Regions from separate parts of the Homo sapiens genome. Here region 2 is linked to region 1. A link is an interaction called in ENCODE POLR2A ChIA-PET data of the cell type or tissue named here. Cell type or tissue: GM12878. All regions are shown on one strand. Links, peaks and the distances in the headings refer to the core of each region. The heading gives the core; the rest is flanking DNA.

Region 1 (8,147 bases), core at 1,085-6,084:
CCATGTGGGCATCATAAGTGGTAAAAGAAAGAAAAAGAAAACACCCAAAGGGAATATAAAGGTTGCTAATAGAAAGAGAAGAAAAGATGTGGAAGTTGAGAAGGAGAAGTTACAGTGGTCTATAGACTCATTCCAGGATTGGTGCGAAGTAGGAGATAAGTGGCGGAGAGGCTCTGGGTTTTGAAATTGGACTTCAGAGACCTCTCACTTTTAATCTACAGCCCTTTGAAATGCTAGTCATGCATGAACAGCATCCTATGCACTCCAGCACTAATAAATTTTTCAGCAGCTCCACTTTGAATTGAGCCTAATATCTACAGCACAGTTATTCTCTGAACCATAAGAACAGTGATCACAGCAAACTCACAGTGAGGGAAGATTTGCTCAGTTTGGCATTTGAAGCTTGCTAAAACCTTGGCTCAACCTGAATCTAATTCATACAGCTCCCTAACCTAAAGGATGCTTAAAACATTTTCCTGGCTCAATATCAAGCCCAGGCTCCCTAAGGCAGCCAGTCACCACCTCTCTCTTCCATGTCATCTCACTGCTCCTGGCCTTAAACTTCGTGCTCTCATAGCAACCCTGAGTGACCTGGAGGCCCTCTTTCTCCCTACACACCAGTACATTTTCTAACCAGTTTCTTTGCTCAGAAGTGTCCTCTCCCCGCCTCGCCTGCACGATTGCACGTGATTCCTACTCACCTCCACCAGGAAGCCTTCTCTGATGCCTCTGACTGGGAGAGGTACCCCTCTTTGCATAGCCTGCTCCACACATCATGTTAGAGTTCCTGGTTCCTCTTGATGACTCTGGGCTCTTTGTATCCACAGTATTCAGTGCCTGGCTTAGAGAAGGCTGTTGTTATCATGAGCGAGCCCTTTGATCCATGTAAACCGCTCACCCTCTGTCCCAGGGCTTACCATTCTTACTGGGATATGTCCCCTGCATTTTCAGAATGCCTGAAACTCTTGCTCGGTGTATTGTGTGCCTCTTTGTGTCACTGTGTATTTTGCTATCTGTTTAAGCCTTTCCCAAACACAGAGTATTTGGGAGAAAGACAGCAAGCAGCTTTTCCATCTCTATCCTCAAAACTTTAATTTAATGGCCAAACACATGGAGGTGCTTGATAAATAGCTGTCAGTAATGAGATGTTGATTTCTGTCTTCACTCTAGCTTCCACCCTTTTCCCATCAAATCCCACTCATCCTTAAGGTCTACCTCTTCCATGGACTGTTGCTTTTATTTTTCTTTAGAACACTTAGTCATTCACTGTACTTCACTTTTGGCTTATTATATTCTTATTTATTTATTTATTTATTTATTCTGATACAGGGTCTCACTCTGTCAATCATGGCTCACTGCAGCCTCGACCTCCAGGACTCAATCAATCCTCCCGCCTCAGCCTCCCAAGTAGCTGGGACTACAGGCCTGTGCCACCATGCCCAGCTAATTTTTGTATTTTTTTGTAGAGACGAGGTTTTTTCATGTTGCCCAGGATTTAACTGTTCTGTGTATGTACATAAGGTATCTCATACAAAGTTGTTTTTTTTTTTTTTTACAAAATTGTCTGTGTCTCATATTCTTTTGTAGCACTCTCCCCTCTGATATGTAAAATCATTTTCCTTCTTAACCTTACCAGGTTGAGATGAACAGGAAAGGACATCATATAAAAGCAGGTGAATGCCTTGTGTATACACGTTTGGGAAAATATGAAGTGTAGGTCTGGTGGGTTTGGGGAGTGATAAGGAGAAAATGAAACTAAAAGGACATTTTATAGAAGCATATTTAAGGATTAGCTGCTTAAATAATTGTTGTATTCATTAGCTTAATGAAAATGCTGAAAATACCTCAGAAAGGTGGAATAAAATGGGTCAAAAGTAAGAAAGACAAAAACATTAGTTTGGCTAAAGAGGGCAGTGCTGTGTGGTGGTCAGACCTTTGGTGTTAAATGAGCTGAGTTCCATTCCTTGCTCCTCCATTCACCATGAGACTTGGGCAAGTAACATCATTTCAAACCTCTGTATATCAGTAGTCATTTCAAACCCATTGTATAACAGGGCTGAGAGTACCTACCACATAGAGTTATTGCAACAATTACATGAGCTAATGCAGATTAATTCAAAGCCTGAGACAAATTAGCTTTTATTTTATTTTATTTTATTTTGGAGACAGGGTCTCGCTCTCTCACCCAGGCTGGAGTACAGAAGCATGATCTCGGCTCACTGCAGCCTTGACCTCCCAGCCTCAAGCAATTCTCCTGCCTCAGCCTCCCAAGTAGCTGGGCCCACAGTCATGTGCCACCACACCTGGCTAATTTTTATATTTTTTTGTACAGATGAGGTTTCATGTGCTGCCCAGGATGAGCCACTGTGCCCGGCCAAATGAGCTATTTATGATGATCATAAGGACACAAGATAAGGGTAAGGATGCAAGAGATTGAAGTGTAGAATTACTGTTGGTCACCGGGGGTGGTGGCTCACACCTGAAGTACTAGCACTTTGGGAGGCTGAGGCAGGAGTATTGCTTGAGGTAAGAGTTCAAGACCAGCCTGGGCAATTAGCAAGACCCTGGTCTCTACAAAATATTTGAAAATTAGCTGGGCATGGTGGCATATGCCTGTAGTCCCAGCTACTCAGGAGGCGGAGGTGGGAGGATCCCTTGAGCCCAGGAGTTCAAGGCTGCAGTGAGCTATGTTACCACCACTGCACTCCAGCCTGGGTGACAGAGCAAGACCTTGTCTCTTGAAAAAAACAAAAAAGAAAAAAACTATTACCATTGGTTAGTAATTAAGGAAGCAAGAGGCTTTTCATATGGAGCCAGCTGGGACCACAGCTACTTGGGGAGCTGAGGTGGGAGGATCGCTTGAGCCCGAGGCTATGGTAAGCTGAGATTGCACCACTGGACTACAGCCTGAGTGGCAGAGCCGACTCTGTCTCTAAAACAAAAACAATAGTACTTACTTAACAGAACTACTGGGAGACGTAAGAGGTATAATAATTGTAGAATGCTCTTAGCGTAACATCCATCATGCAGTAATTGCTCAATAATGTTAGTAAAATCTCCCAATGAGAAAGTTCAACATTATCTTCAACTCTTCTTTCTTGCTCCAGAAATCCAATCAGTTGCTACGTGCTGATGATTCTGATTCTGGCCCTGCAGTATCGCTTGCATGCACCTCCTCCTCCCTGTGCTCACTGCTGGAGAAAAGAGAACCTTGGCTGATGATTTATGGATCTACAAGTAATCGAAGCTTAACTGCCACAAAAATAACTTTATCCAGTCCTCCCCCCCTCCCCTGCACCTTCTCTAGTTAGCGCTGTAAGAACTTGGTTGCTCAGGTGGAAGGCATATAGATTGTATTGTATTTGAATAGCTCCCCAGGTAGCACAGTAATGTCTCTGCACTTGATTAAATAAGTCAGGTCAATTTTTCTGCAAGTTTTCCTCCATTGCAGCACTAACATCCACATTTAATTTGTTGCTTTATTTAACACCATCATCTGCTTTCAGGGCAAAATAAATAAAAAGGAACAATGGCCGGCCAAGGTGGCTCATATCTGTAATCCCAGCACTTTGGGAGGCTGAGGAGGGTGGATCACAAGGTCAGGAGTTCAAGACCAGCCTGGCTAACATGGTGAAACCCTGTCTCTACTACAAATACAAAAGTTAGCCAGGCACAGTGGCACGCGCCTGTAGTCCCAGCTACTTGGGAGACTGAGGCAGAAGAATCGCTTGAACCCAGGAGGCGGAGGTTGCAGTGAGCCAAGATCATGCCGCTGCACTCTAGCCTGGGTGACAGAGCAAGATTCTGTCTCAAAAAAAAAAAAAAAAAAAAAAAAAAAAGGAACAATTTGCCAGAGGAAAACCAGTTAGCTAAACCTGCTTTGCTTTGGCCAATCCCATGTTATGTGTCAACTGTCTCATTACAATTTGTTTATTTACAGGGAAGCCGCCAGTGTCTAAGATGTAAGGCATTCAGAAAATTGTGCAGATGATGGATTCACAGTACCTAGAATCCCCATGACTCAGTTTTCCACAAATGTGCTATTTGGGGAAATGCACACAGATCAGCAACTATTCACTTTTGCTGGCAGCACAAACATTGCTGACACGCACTCTTCCAAATTGCAAGCAGTTTCCACAGTGAAAACAATGAGAACAGAATCACAGCATTAAACAGTTGGCCGGGAATTTTAGAGATAACTTAATCTACCCCTTTGTTCTGGACACAGTCCTGTTTTAAGCTGTTTTGAATAGATAAAAAGTCCATGTTATTTTAATAGGTCTTCATCAGTAACCGTCTTCAAATATGACCACTCTCCAAATTAGACAGTAATTCCTCCAGTCTGGACCAGACAGTAGGGTTTCCTAGCCCAGAGCATTTGTCGACTTTCTCTTGTTGGTAAACAGCCAATTTCAAGGGTTTACCCATCTCTTCCCTGTATGTCTCGGGATTAAATTCTGATCTGTCTCAGCTTGCCAGTGACTGGTTTGGAGGGGGAAAGTGACCCAGTTCTGTGAAATAAAACCGTGGCAGGTCAGGCAAGGGGAGCTCCTAGATGCTTTTCTTGCTCCTAAAAGAAGACCTGTAGAAAAGCAGGTCATAGCTGCCATAGCTCCCTTGCCTCCATGAAGAGAACCAGCCAAAGATAAGGCCATCATAATGATGGTGGCAGAGCACAGATATGGAAAAAATATGGGTCTTTTTTTTTTTTTTTTTGAGACAGGGTCTCCCTCTGTCACCCAGGCTGGAGTACAGTGCCACAATCTCCACTCATTGCAACCTCTGCCTGCCAGGCCCAAGTGATCCTCCCACCTTGGCCTCCTGAATAGCTGGGACTACAGGCTCATGCCACCATGCCCGGCTAATTTTTGTATTTTTTATACAGACAGGGTTTCACTATGTTGCCCAGGCTGGTCTCAACTTCCTGGGCTCAAATGATCTATCCACCTAGGCCTCCCAAAGCTCTGGGATTATAGGCATGAGCCATTGTGCCTGGCCAGAATCTGAGTCTTTGATAATATTATTGAGACGCTGAATCAACCAACCTGAAACCACCCTACCTCAGAATTTTTTTGCTATGTGAACTAGTAAAATGTCTTTAGTGTTTATAGATTGATGACTAGAAATCAGTGGCTTTTTTTGTTTTTTTTTTTTGGTTGAGAATTTTACTGTAGAATGACATTCAAGATTCCATTCACAGGTAAAAGTCATTCCAGAGAATGGAACAATATTTGACATGCAAGCATTTAAAGAAAGGAGAGGTAAACAGTGGTAACTACTTCGGATTCACTGAGACCAAGCGTGCCAAGCTAAACATTCCTTTTTTGATAGGATTAGTAGATTACATGCCGGAGGAAGTCACCACCATCACATATTGGATTTCAGCAAGCATTTGATAAAATTGCTTATAATATTTTGGCCAATATTGGATGGAAAAATATTGAGGAGATGATGTAGTGCTGAAGAAAGACAAGATGCTGAGGAAGACAAGACTGGTTAACAGATCATGGCATTTTAAAGGTACAGTGACAGCCTTGAAAAAGAAAGAAATTCTGTCATTTGCAAAACAGAGATGGACTTAGGGAACATTATGCTAAGTGCAATAAGCCAGGCACAGAAAGACAAATACTGTATGTCTTCACTTATATTTGGAATCTAAAACAATCAAACTCATAGAAACAGAGAGTAGAATGGTGGTTACCAGAGGCTGGGGGCTGGGGGAATGAGGAGTTGATGGTCAAAGTATACAGCCTCAGTTAGACAGGAGGAGCAAGGTTGTGTTTTGGTTTGGTTTTGAGATAAATTGCACTGCGTGGTGAAGGTAGTTAATAATCGTGTATAGTACTTTTCAAAATTGCTAAGACAGTAAATTTCCAATGTCTTCACCACAAAAAAAAAGTATTTGAGGTGATGTATATGTTATTTAGCTTGATTTAATTACTCCGCATTGTATTCATAAGTCATAACATCATGGGCTGGGCCTGGTGGCTCACGTCTATAATCCCAGCACTTTGGGAGGTCAAGGCGGTAGATCGCTTTGAGCCCAGGAGTTCAAGACCAGCCTGGGCAACATGGCAAAACCCTGTCTCTACCAAAATTACAAAAGCTAGCTGGGCTTGGTGGCGTGCACCTGTAGTCTCAGCTACTCGGGAGGCAGAGGTGGGAGGATTGCTTCAGCACGGGAGACAGAGGTTGCACTGAGCCGAGATTGTGCCACTGCACTCTAGCCTGGGTGACAAAGCCAGATCCTGTCTCAAAAAAAAAAAAAGAAAAAGAGAACCATAACATCACTTTGTACCTCATAGGGATAGAAAGGGGGTGATCCCTTTTCTCCCCATCCTGAGGGTCCAAGCTGACACTCCTATAAAAAAGGACAGGTTAACAAGAGAAAAGCATACAAATTTATTTAATCATAGTTTTATATGACATGGGAGCCTTTAGAATGAAGACCCAAAGATACAGGTAAAACCATCCATTTTTATACTTAGGTTCCATGAAGAATGGACCGCAGTGTAGAACTGTGTTTGGACAGAAAAGGTATAATCTTATGGAAATAGACCGAGTGGGGAATCCCAGCAAGGCCTGTCTGTTAAGGTTCTTCCTGGCCTCTCTGTGCAGCTGTCTTCCTTCCAGGTATGAGGCAGAACCCTTTTTGGAATGAGTGTCTTATGACCTATCGTTAAACAATGTAAGTCAGAGATTTCTTTATGGCCAGGTCTTACACAGGAAGGTCGGGGAGTGGCAGGAGGTTAGAGTAATGTTTTTAGGTTTTATGGCTGGCTTTGAGGAACAGGAGTTCTAGTTTCTATAACACACCTTGGGGAAGAAGGATTATAGTTTTTATGGCTAGCCTCGGGGGAGACTGATGGGCCAGAGACAGGAGGGAAGGAGAAGGTCAGAGAGAACTTGCTTCTGAGGCTACCTCTGAGGCCTTCACTTTGGGATATTGTTTTCTGAGCCACAACAATCTCATAAATATATACAACTATAATCTGTCAATTTACAATTAAAATAAATTTTAAAAAATAAAGATACTGTGACAGGTAACAAACAGATACATGGTTCAGGCAAACAAAGAGGATGGGGGAGGTTGGCAAGTGTCTAATGGGAATGGTGGGCACACTAATAAGTGGGCAGTGTACTTGAGTCAGGAGCAAATGGTAGTCCTCGGCAGGCAAGAATGGGCACCACAGAAAGATGGACAGGCCACAGGCTTGTAATTTTAGTATTGGGGTATGGGTGGGGAGAAGTCTCTGCATGAGGATATATGCAAAATGGATGAAAAGATCCCAAGTTTAAACATGTTTTTAAAAAAATATAAAGGTACTCCAGTTAGAGAATAATGGGGATAAAAAGCAGTTTATTGAAACGGTAATTTCAGAAAGCATTGGCCAGGTGCAATGGCTCATGCCTATAATCCTAGCACTTTGGGAGGCCAAGGCAGGAGGATCACTTGGGGGCAGGAGTTCAAGACCAGCTATGAGTTTGGGCAACATAATGTGACATCATCTCTACTAAAAACAAACAAACAAACAACAACAACAACAAAAAAAAAACAAAAAAAAAAAACATTAGCTGGTTGGTGTCGCACATGCCTGTGGTCCCAGCTAGTCGGGAGGCTGAGGCAGGAGGATCACTTGAGCTGGGGAGGTCGAAGCTGCAGTGAGCTGTAATGATGCCGCAGCATTCCAGCCTGGGCCACAGTTAGACCCTGTCAAAAAAAAGAAAAAGAAAAAGAAAAAAGAAAGGGTCACATGCATGGCAGAAGCTCGGCTGTTAGCCCTAAGGGCCAGCACTGTACAAGGAGGAATCACAATCCTGTGCTGAGTTCTAGATTTTTGGTCTGGAGACCTTCAAATTCTGAGTATTATCCCTAGACAAATGGGGGAGACCACGCCCATAGAGAGAAGTCAGGTGGCCTAAGCTATAGAGAGGAGGGATACAAAGGGAAAGAATCAGGAAGTGCCTTATCCCCACGTAGGGTCAACCAGTAGGTCTATACCAGCTTTGTGGGAAAGCTCTTAATTATTTGTCTGAGAGCTTTGTCTATGACTCTGACCTATTCAAATAGTCATTATGAACTTGAATGAAAACAAGGATATGAAAATAAAATTTGTGAACAACACAGAGTTAGAGAAAACCTTTAA
Region 2 (8,147 bases), core at 1,737-6,736, 1.7 Mb before region 1:
GAAAACTCCCCCTTGTAATAATCATCAAATCTCGTGAGATTTACTATCACAAGCACAGCATGGGAAAGACCTGCCCCCATGATTCAGTTATCTCCCACAGGTCCCTCCCACAGCACATAGGAATTTAAGAGGAGATTTGGGTGGGGACACAGCCAAACCATATCACTATATATCTTCTCATTCTTTCTTTCTTTTTTTTTTTTTTGAGATGGATTTTCGCTCTTGTTGCCCAGGCTGGAGTACAGTGGCACAATCTCGGCATCTCGGCTCACTGCAACCTCTGCCTCCTGGGTTCAAGTGATTCTCCTGTCTCAGCCTCCCAAGTAGCTGGGATTACAGGTGCCTGCCACCATGCGCAGCTGATTTTTGTATTTTTAGTAGAGACTAAGGGTTTAGTAGAGACTTAGGGTTTCACCATGTTGGTCAGGCTGGTCTTGAACTCCTGACCTCAGGCAATCCGCCCACCTCAGCCTCCCAAAGTGCTGGGATTATAGGTGTGAGCCACCATGCCTGGCATATCTTCTCATTCTTTATGTTCAGAATTGTTGATCTCTATATTCACTGCTAGCTCTGTAGAGCAGAAAAGAGTAACACTAACCAGTGAATTTTAGTAAAGAATTTTTCAGATGGAAAATGTACTCTCATTAGCTATAAATTGACTAACCAACAACAATAATTAGCATTAGTGAAAAGAGCAATTGTTAAATAATAAGAGCTAACCGTTTTTGAGTGGAGTATAGTGAGCACTTTACATGCATTATCTCACTCTGTCCTCCTAGTCACCTTATGAATGAATGGGTGGTGATATTATCTCTATTATCAGACGAGGACACTGAAGTACAGACATTAAGTATCGTGTCCTAGATCACAAATACTGGGGCAAAGTTGGACTCATTCAGACTGATTCTGTTTAACATTGAGCCCATTTGCTTTTAACCTTTGAGCCATGCTGTCTTATCCTCTCAACAAGAATTTATTATTCTCTGGGAGACTGAAAACCGAGTCTGAAGAAACATTGACTGCAACAAGTGTGCATTTATTATATACTGGAAAAGAAAGCTACCCTGCCCCTGGCTCCGGGACTCACCATTCTAAGAGATCTAGCTGATATGCACAGAGACAGGCTTGTATGTCTCAGGTACCTGTTATCCAAATTAGGACACAATGGTGCCCATATCCTGTGGGGCCCCTCAGTGCTTCCAGAGCATTCCAGGGGTCAGATTTCTCCTGCTTCCTGGGTCTTGGATCCTTGACTTTGTGAGGCCATTTTAGTTGCTGCTCTTGACCCATCCTAAAGGTCAGAGCTGGGTTAAAGATAAAATAGCATACCTGGAAGAATCAGCCATAGCAACCTGTCTCTAAGTGCACTTTTGCTCCAATTCCAGTGACCACTTAGGCCAAGCCATGAGTTCATATAATGGGATATCTGAAGATATATGACCTCAGAAATTCACAGAGCAGATGGGACCCTTGCACAAATCATTACAGTATAAGGCAACGTGTAGTAGAGTGTGGGAGCTCTGGTGTCCAACTGCCTGACCAAGTCCAGTGTCGCCACTGCCCTTTTAGAGATAGTACTTAACCTTTCTCAATCATGGCTTTCTCACCTATAACTAGGAATAGTAGTAGGATTAAATGAAATAAAATGTATCAAGTGCTTCATAGGATTCCCATCCCATAGTATGTGTTCAATAAGTAGCTCTTATTATTGCTGTAAACAAAATATTATTTGTGGCAAGAAGAAGGAGATACTGCTCCTAGCAATCAGAGAAGTCTTCTTTGAGGAGGAGCATTTGATCTGGGCCCAGATGGGAGGAATTTCTGTGAGAGAGGAGGGATTATTCTATGCAGCAGCGGAACCATAACCTGCAAAAGCACAAAGGGAGAGGCAAGGCACGTGCAGGGCGCGGTGAGTGAGGCAGAATGACTGCAGGGCAGAGGGTGCGGGAGTGCAGGAGGGTAGGTGGGAAAGACTGGTCAGAGGGCGTTTGTGGAAGGTCTCAGAGGCTGGTGAGCATCATGTTAATCTCCTAGTCCATCCCTCAGGTTTGAGAGCTGAATACCCACTAAATAAGAATTGCACTGTCTTTTTTTTATTCTTTTTGCATTTATAATACTTACGATCCTAGCCAGGGCTGACTTGGAGGCAAGAATAATTCCCTGGCAGTTTTAGGAAGCTGCATGAATTACACATTCCTGGTTATGTGGACTCTCAACTTTTTGTAAACGGTAAGTGTATTACCAAAGGTGTATGATTCCTTGTGCAGCCACCCCCACGGCCCCCATCCCACCCCACCCAACCCCCGCCCTGCTGGCCATTCCTAGCTACAACCACAGAAGCCAACGCAGCCCAGAAGACAGTGCTGATTTGGGTGTTCCTGTCATTGGGCAGCCCTAGACTCCAGGCCTAGGGCGCGGCGGGGGTGGGGTGGGGGCAGGAGGGAGGGCAAGAGGAGGAAGGAAAGCCAGTCTCTTTTTGCAGATAGAGAAGAGGGTGCCCAGAAGAATTGTGCTGAGCTGGTGATTTGAGCTGTTATCTGCTTGGATGTACGATTGATTCACTCCTACTCCGAGGTTCTCAGAGCCCAGAATGTTCCATAAGTGAAACAATTGATGCATTCGGTCTCTGTGGCACTTAATCCACCACTCCTACCCCCATTTTAATATTTGTAATAGTGATCAGTGAAGGGCAGGACTTGAATGTTTTAGAACTAAAACGGGATAAAAAGTAAAGTCCTAATAATGGTTCTCTTCTGTCTTTGTCCCTCTAATTAGAGAAGGCCATATCCATGTCTCCATAGGAAATGGACAGTTAGGGAATTGGTACCGGGCTGGAGTCATGTGTAATCTTGCCCTGCCTGAGGGAGGCCTGATGTTGGAAGTATTTAAGAGAGTCTGAAAGCTTGGCTGCTCTAATAATTAGACTGGCTGTACTGGTTTTTCTTTGCTTATTAAATCACAGGCCAGAAACACCTCTGTGGCAGGACCTGTGTACTGAATTGGTATGCTGTGAGATCCAGAGCAAACTGAAAGTATGTCACACTTTGAGCATTTTCACAGACCAGTCATGGCCACAAGTTTAGGCCTGGCTTAACCTGATTCACTGGAAATCAGCTTCAACAGCACCAGCTGTAATGAAAAGTAAATATGCAGGTGTTTGTTGTTATATATCTGGCATTGTTAAGCTATCACTGAATTTTTTAAAAATCTTGAATCAGTTGGTGAATGTACATGTATCCAAACAGCTTGCTTCCAGACTGTGTACAATATCTTCTTTCTTTTTTTGAGACAGAGTCTCCCCTGTTGCCCAGGCTGGAGTGTAGGGGTGCCATCACGGCTCACTGCAGCCTCAACCTCCCAGGCTCAGGTGATCCCCCCACCCCAGTCTCCCGAGCAGCTGGGACTACAGGTGCACACCACCATGCCTGGCTAGTTTTTGTATATTTTGTAGAGATGGGGTTTCACCATGTTGCCCAGGCTGGTATCGAACTCCTGGGCTCAGGCGATCTGCCTCGGCCTCCCAAAGTGCTGGGATTACAGGTGTGAGCCATTGTACCTAGCCCATAAGTATCTTTTAATGCTTACCTTCAATTATGATAGATATTGGGAATACCTTGCATTTGTATAAAGCGTTTTTACTGGCTGATTTCAGTTGTTTGAAATCATGCATCCTCTGTCAATCTTCTGGCTGATTCAGTTGTTTGATTCTGCCCAGAACCAAGTGTGGCATAATAAATATTAGCTCCTTGATCCACAGAGGATGCTGACCCTGAATTGAGTGACTTATACAAGATGACAAAGCTAGACAGTGGCTGGCCGGAAAGAGCAGCCCACTAGGTCATCTGCTTTTGGGTTCAGTGTTGGGGTTTCTCCACCACATTGTGACAGAATAGTCTGGCTTGACTGGTTTTTTCTAAAGCACTGATTTTTCAGCTTCCCAAGAAAACCAGAGTAGATCCTCTTTTTGTTTATTTTGTTGACCCAGTTATACACCTTCTGTTCTATAGCTTTTCCCATCTTCTAGGATATGGGACGCAAATTTTATGCATAGCCAATGATTTTTTAAACCAAACTCATAAGCAAAATCTGAATTTCCTTGGAGCAGGAAGCAGAGAAAACAAATACCTTCTCTGTGCTGATTGCTCACATAGACATGCTAACCCACACTCTGCAAAGGGGTTGAGTTTTAGAAATTTAAATTACTTTGTTGTCACCTAAAATAAAACCTTCCCTAGACACTCCCCCAGCACTCTCTTTTTTAGTTTTTATTTTTGAGACAAGCTTTCGCCATGTGGGCCAGGCTGGTCTGGAACTCCTGGCCTCAAGTTATCCACCCACCTCAGCCTCCCAAAGTGTTGGGATTACAGGCGTGAGCCACCGTGCCCAGCCCCTCTGCCCTCCCTTCAACTATAGCCTTATCTTCCTCCTTGTCTGCTTTGCAGGCCAACCCTGGAGAGAGTTGGCTAACTTCCTGTCCTTATTTTCTCATCTCCCTCTTGTTTCTCACTCTTCTTCCGGCTGGACACTGGCCAGGTTTTTGTTAAGGTCACCGGTGGTCTCCACATGACTCAGTTCAGTGGACTTGAGTTTTTCAGACTCAATTTATTTCTCTTAGGGGATTTAGTACACACTGTGACCTTGGGAAATTTACTTCTCTAAATTATTTGCAAAATGGGCGTAGCACCTTCCTCCTCAGATTGTAGCGAGGTCTAAATGACATAGTTTGTGGGAAGTGGTGAGCATAGTGTCTGCTACAGTGAGAAGTACATGCTAACCACTGCTTTTATCAACACACTTCCCCTGGTTCCGGTGACACTGTATTTTCTTGTTTTCCTCCTATGCCTTTGGCCCCTTCTACTCCTCTGTGTTATCATGAAAGGAAATGAAATGCGTCTGCGGCAACAGGACTCTGGATGTGAGTCCCTGGATGTGAGGTGTTAAAGGAGGGACACTCCCAAGAGAAGTCTTAAGCAACTAAGTGGTGGTGCCATTTGCTGAAAGGTGGGATCCTAGAGGAGCCAGAGGGGCATGGAGGAAGGCGGGCACACTTGAACATACTGAGCCATCCATGTGTAGATGAACTGGATGGATGGGTGAGTAAGGCTGGAGGTCAGAAGAGACATAGGAGCAAGAGGCTCCATGGCCGGGCAGGTGGCTCACGCCTGTAATCCCAGCACTTTGGGAGGCTGAGGTGGGCGGATCGTCCGAGGTCAGGAGTTCAAGACCAGTCTGGCCAACATAGTGAAACCTTGTCTCTATTGAAAATACAAAAATTACACTTTGGGAGGCTGAGGCGGGTGGATCGCCTGAGGTCAGGAGTTCGAGGCTAGCCTGGCCAACATGGTGAAACCCCGTCCCTACTAAAAATACAAAAATTAGCTGGGCATGGTGGCGCAAGCCTGTAATCCCAGTTACTCGGGAGGCTGAGGCAGGAGAATCGCTTGAACCCGGGAGGCGGAGGTTGCAGTGAGCCGAGATCGTGCCATTGCAATCCAGCCTGGGCTACAAGAGCGAAACTCCATCTCAAAAAAAACAAAAAACAAAAAAACAAAAATTAGGTGTCGTGGCATGCGCCTGTAGTCCCAGCTACTTGGGAGGCTGAGGCAGGAGAATCAGTCGCTTGAACCTGGGAGGCAGAAGTTGCAGTGAGGCGAGATTGCTCCACTGCACTCCAACCTGGGCAACAGAGTGGGACTCCATCTAAAAAAAAAAAAAAAAAAAAAAAAGCCAGCAGTGGTCTGGGAGAGAAAGCAAGATGGGAAGGGAACGGTCTGGGACAGATGCAGAGAAACGTTGAACTGTTTCAATAGCCTCCTGATCAGCCTCCCGGCTTCCACCCTGGCCCCCCCATAAAAAGTCCTTACTCTGCCAGAAAATGCCACAGGATCTGCGCTGCTGTTCTTCTAACCCCAGGCTGCTTCTCTGACCTCATCTCCACCCTCCCCGCTCTCCTGCTCGGCTCACTCTGCTCCACCCATGCTGGTTTTCTTGCTGTTGTTCCTCAAATGGATCAAGTGCTCCCCTTCCTTGGAGCTTTTGCACTTGCTGGTCCTTTTGCCTAGAATGGTCTTTTTCTAGATATTCTACATGTATCACCCCCTCACTTCCTTCAGTTCTCTAGTTAGGTGTCCCAGCCTATCCATGAGAACTTCCCAAAACATATTATTCAGAAATGCAACACTCATCTATCCCCTTTTCTCTGCTTTCTAAAATTTACTAGCATCTGATATGATCTATATCTACCTGACATATTTTGTTATATTGCATAATATGGTATTATATACTATGTTTCTATATGTGACACATGTAATAATGATAAATATATATACTAATATACCATAATATATATTATACCATCCCTATATATTCTAATCTGCTATATTATACAGTAATTTTTAAAATTTCCCACCTCCAAATATAACTCCATGAAGCCAGCAACCTAATTGTGTTCACTGCTATATCCTTGGAGCCAAGAACATTTCCTGGCATGAAATATACACTTGCTAATATCTGTGGAATTAAGAAATTCCAACATTTCATGATAGCAAAAAAAAAAAATCAACTTTTATCTCCCCCAGGGTTGCCATTTGAAGCTGCAAGTACATTATGCAGAGTTGGTTGCTGTGGTACCAATATGTTTTACATTTTGTATAGTAATGTTCATGAAATGAAGGATGGGTTTCCAATTTCCATTAGTGCAGGATGCACTCGAGTCCTGCCAAAAGTTTCTTCCCTTTTGAAATGCCTTATCTCCAGCTTAAAAACTTCAACTTCCTTTTTTAAGACCCAGCTCCCTTTCTCAGGAAATGTGTGTTTCTACTAGGATACAAATGGGATTTATGATGCTGAGGGAAGTCGATTTGATTTGCTGAATATACCCTTGACAATTGAGAGAAGGTTATCTGAAATTAAAAAAAAATAATAACCCAGTTTGCCAGTATGCCACTCTGGATTACAGAACGGCATCAAGGTTATTGTGCTTGGAACGTTTTTGTTTTTCTCTTTTAAAAATATTGCCTAATTATGGACAGGAGGATATAAAAACAAAAGAAGCTCACATTCTCTTCCCCATTTCCAGTCTACTGAGGATGACCCCACGGTAGACTTAGATTTTCTCAGTGATTCAGAAGAAAATTGAGTATTGTTAAGGAAAAACAGCCTTAACCTGAGACTCTAAAATTGTGCTGTAAGTGTGAGCAGAGGGACACAGAAAGTCTGCTGATGAATGTCACCTGCTGTCTTTTGAAAACCAATGTATGCCACGGGACTCCTATGAATAGTAAATAGTACATGGCCTTTGAGCTGTTTTTATGTCAGTGGTAATAGGTCACACTCTTACTTAATTGCTCGTGCAGTTCAGAATTACCATATGGGGGTTAAGGATGCCCTTTGTGTCCACTGCATTTTGGGTTAATAGGTGTGAAGCATTAGGCCTCATAGCCCTGTGGTCCACCTGTGTTTGGCAGCGAGTTTAGCTGTGGGTGAGTAATTAATTACCTAACTATATAAAATAACTATAATTTTTTTCTCTCTGCTAAGTAAAACTATTTCTAACGAATAGCTTCACAGAAATTGAATACCAGTGCACAAGGTTCTAAGAAGCTTTTACATCTGAATATGCTTGATAATGTCTTAAAGGTGCATTCTATACATCCTTGTATGTATTTCTTCCTTTACCTGGGAAACGTTAGATAATAAAAAGGCTTGGTTTCGGGTGTCAGGTGGTCTTGAGTTTGAATCACTTACTAGCTGACTGATTCTTGTACCTTTTCATGTCTCTCACCGTGAACACTGGGGATGGACGTATGAGATACACTCCGTGAATTTCCTATTCGGGTAAGACATGGTAAAGAGGACTGCCCTACATTTTCATTTAAATAATTGCATTCAAAATAGAAAGGCTCAAAGGATGAGGGAATTTTTTCCATTAATGATTAATTAAGGTCAAACAGCTAGGCTTTCACTTGATTTACACCTAAATATGTATTAATTCATATTTTCTTAAGTAAATGTCAGTTATGCTGCCAAAACAGAAACCAATAACAATTCAGAGATTGAATACTAGAAAATAAACCTAGGGTTTGGAGAAGCTATTGAATCTAACTTTATCTAATGCCATTATAAATATCAGTTTTAAACTCAATAAT

The links. Peaks named below come from ENCODE experiments on the same cell type or tissue, not always from the same donor. Only the 100,000 strongest peaks of a DNase experiment are listed, where the experiment ranks them.
Region 2: POLR2A ChIA-PET joins it to region 1 with 10 read pairs; 2 of 35 experiments call an interaction of 5 or more read pairs at or near these places.

Annotation. Positions count from the first base shown.
Region 1 is chr12:92,998,784-93,006,930 of GRCh38, reverse strand. It overlaps LINC02413 (long intergenic non-protein coding RNA 2413), which reads right to left. Exons shown (of 4, transcript XR_945212.3): 2 at 2,958-3,194; 3 at 702-837. It overlaps LOC643339 (a long non-coding RNA gene), which reads left to right. Exons shown (of 5, transcript NR_040096.1): 4 at 2,333-2,417; 5 at 3,108-3,173. Among named protein-coding and RNA genes, the nearest start is that of LINC02413, 12 kb to the right of the region's middle. In GM12878, for the core only: no CTCF peak of the experiment used is centred there; no DNase peak of the experiment used is centred there.
Region 2 is chr12:94,672,818-94,680,964 of GRCh38, reverse strand. No RefSeq gene overlaps it. Among named protein-coding and RNA genes, the nearest start is that of TMCC3, 26 kb to the right of the region's middle. RefSeq lists enhancers at 4,186-4,295, 4,886-4,995. In GM12878, for the core only: no CTCF peak of the experiment used is centred there; DNase peaks (open chromatin) are centred at 3,047 and 4,714; H3K27ac peaks cover 2,702 bases.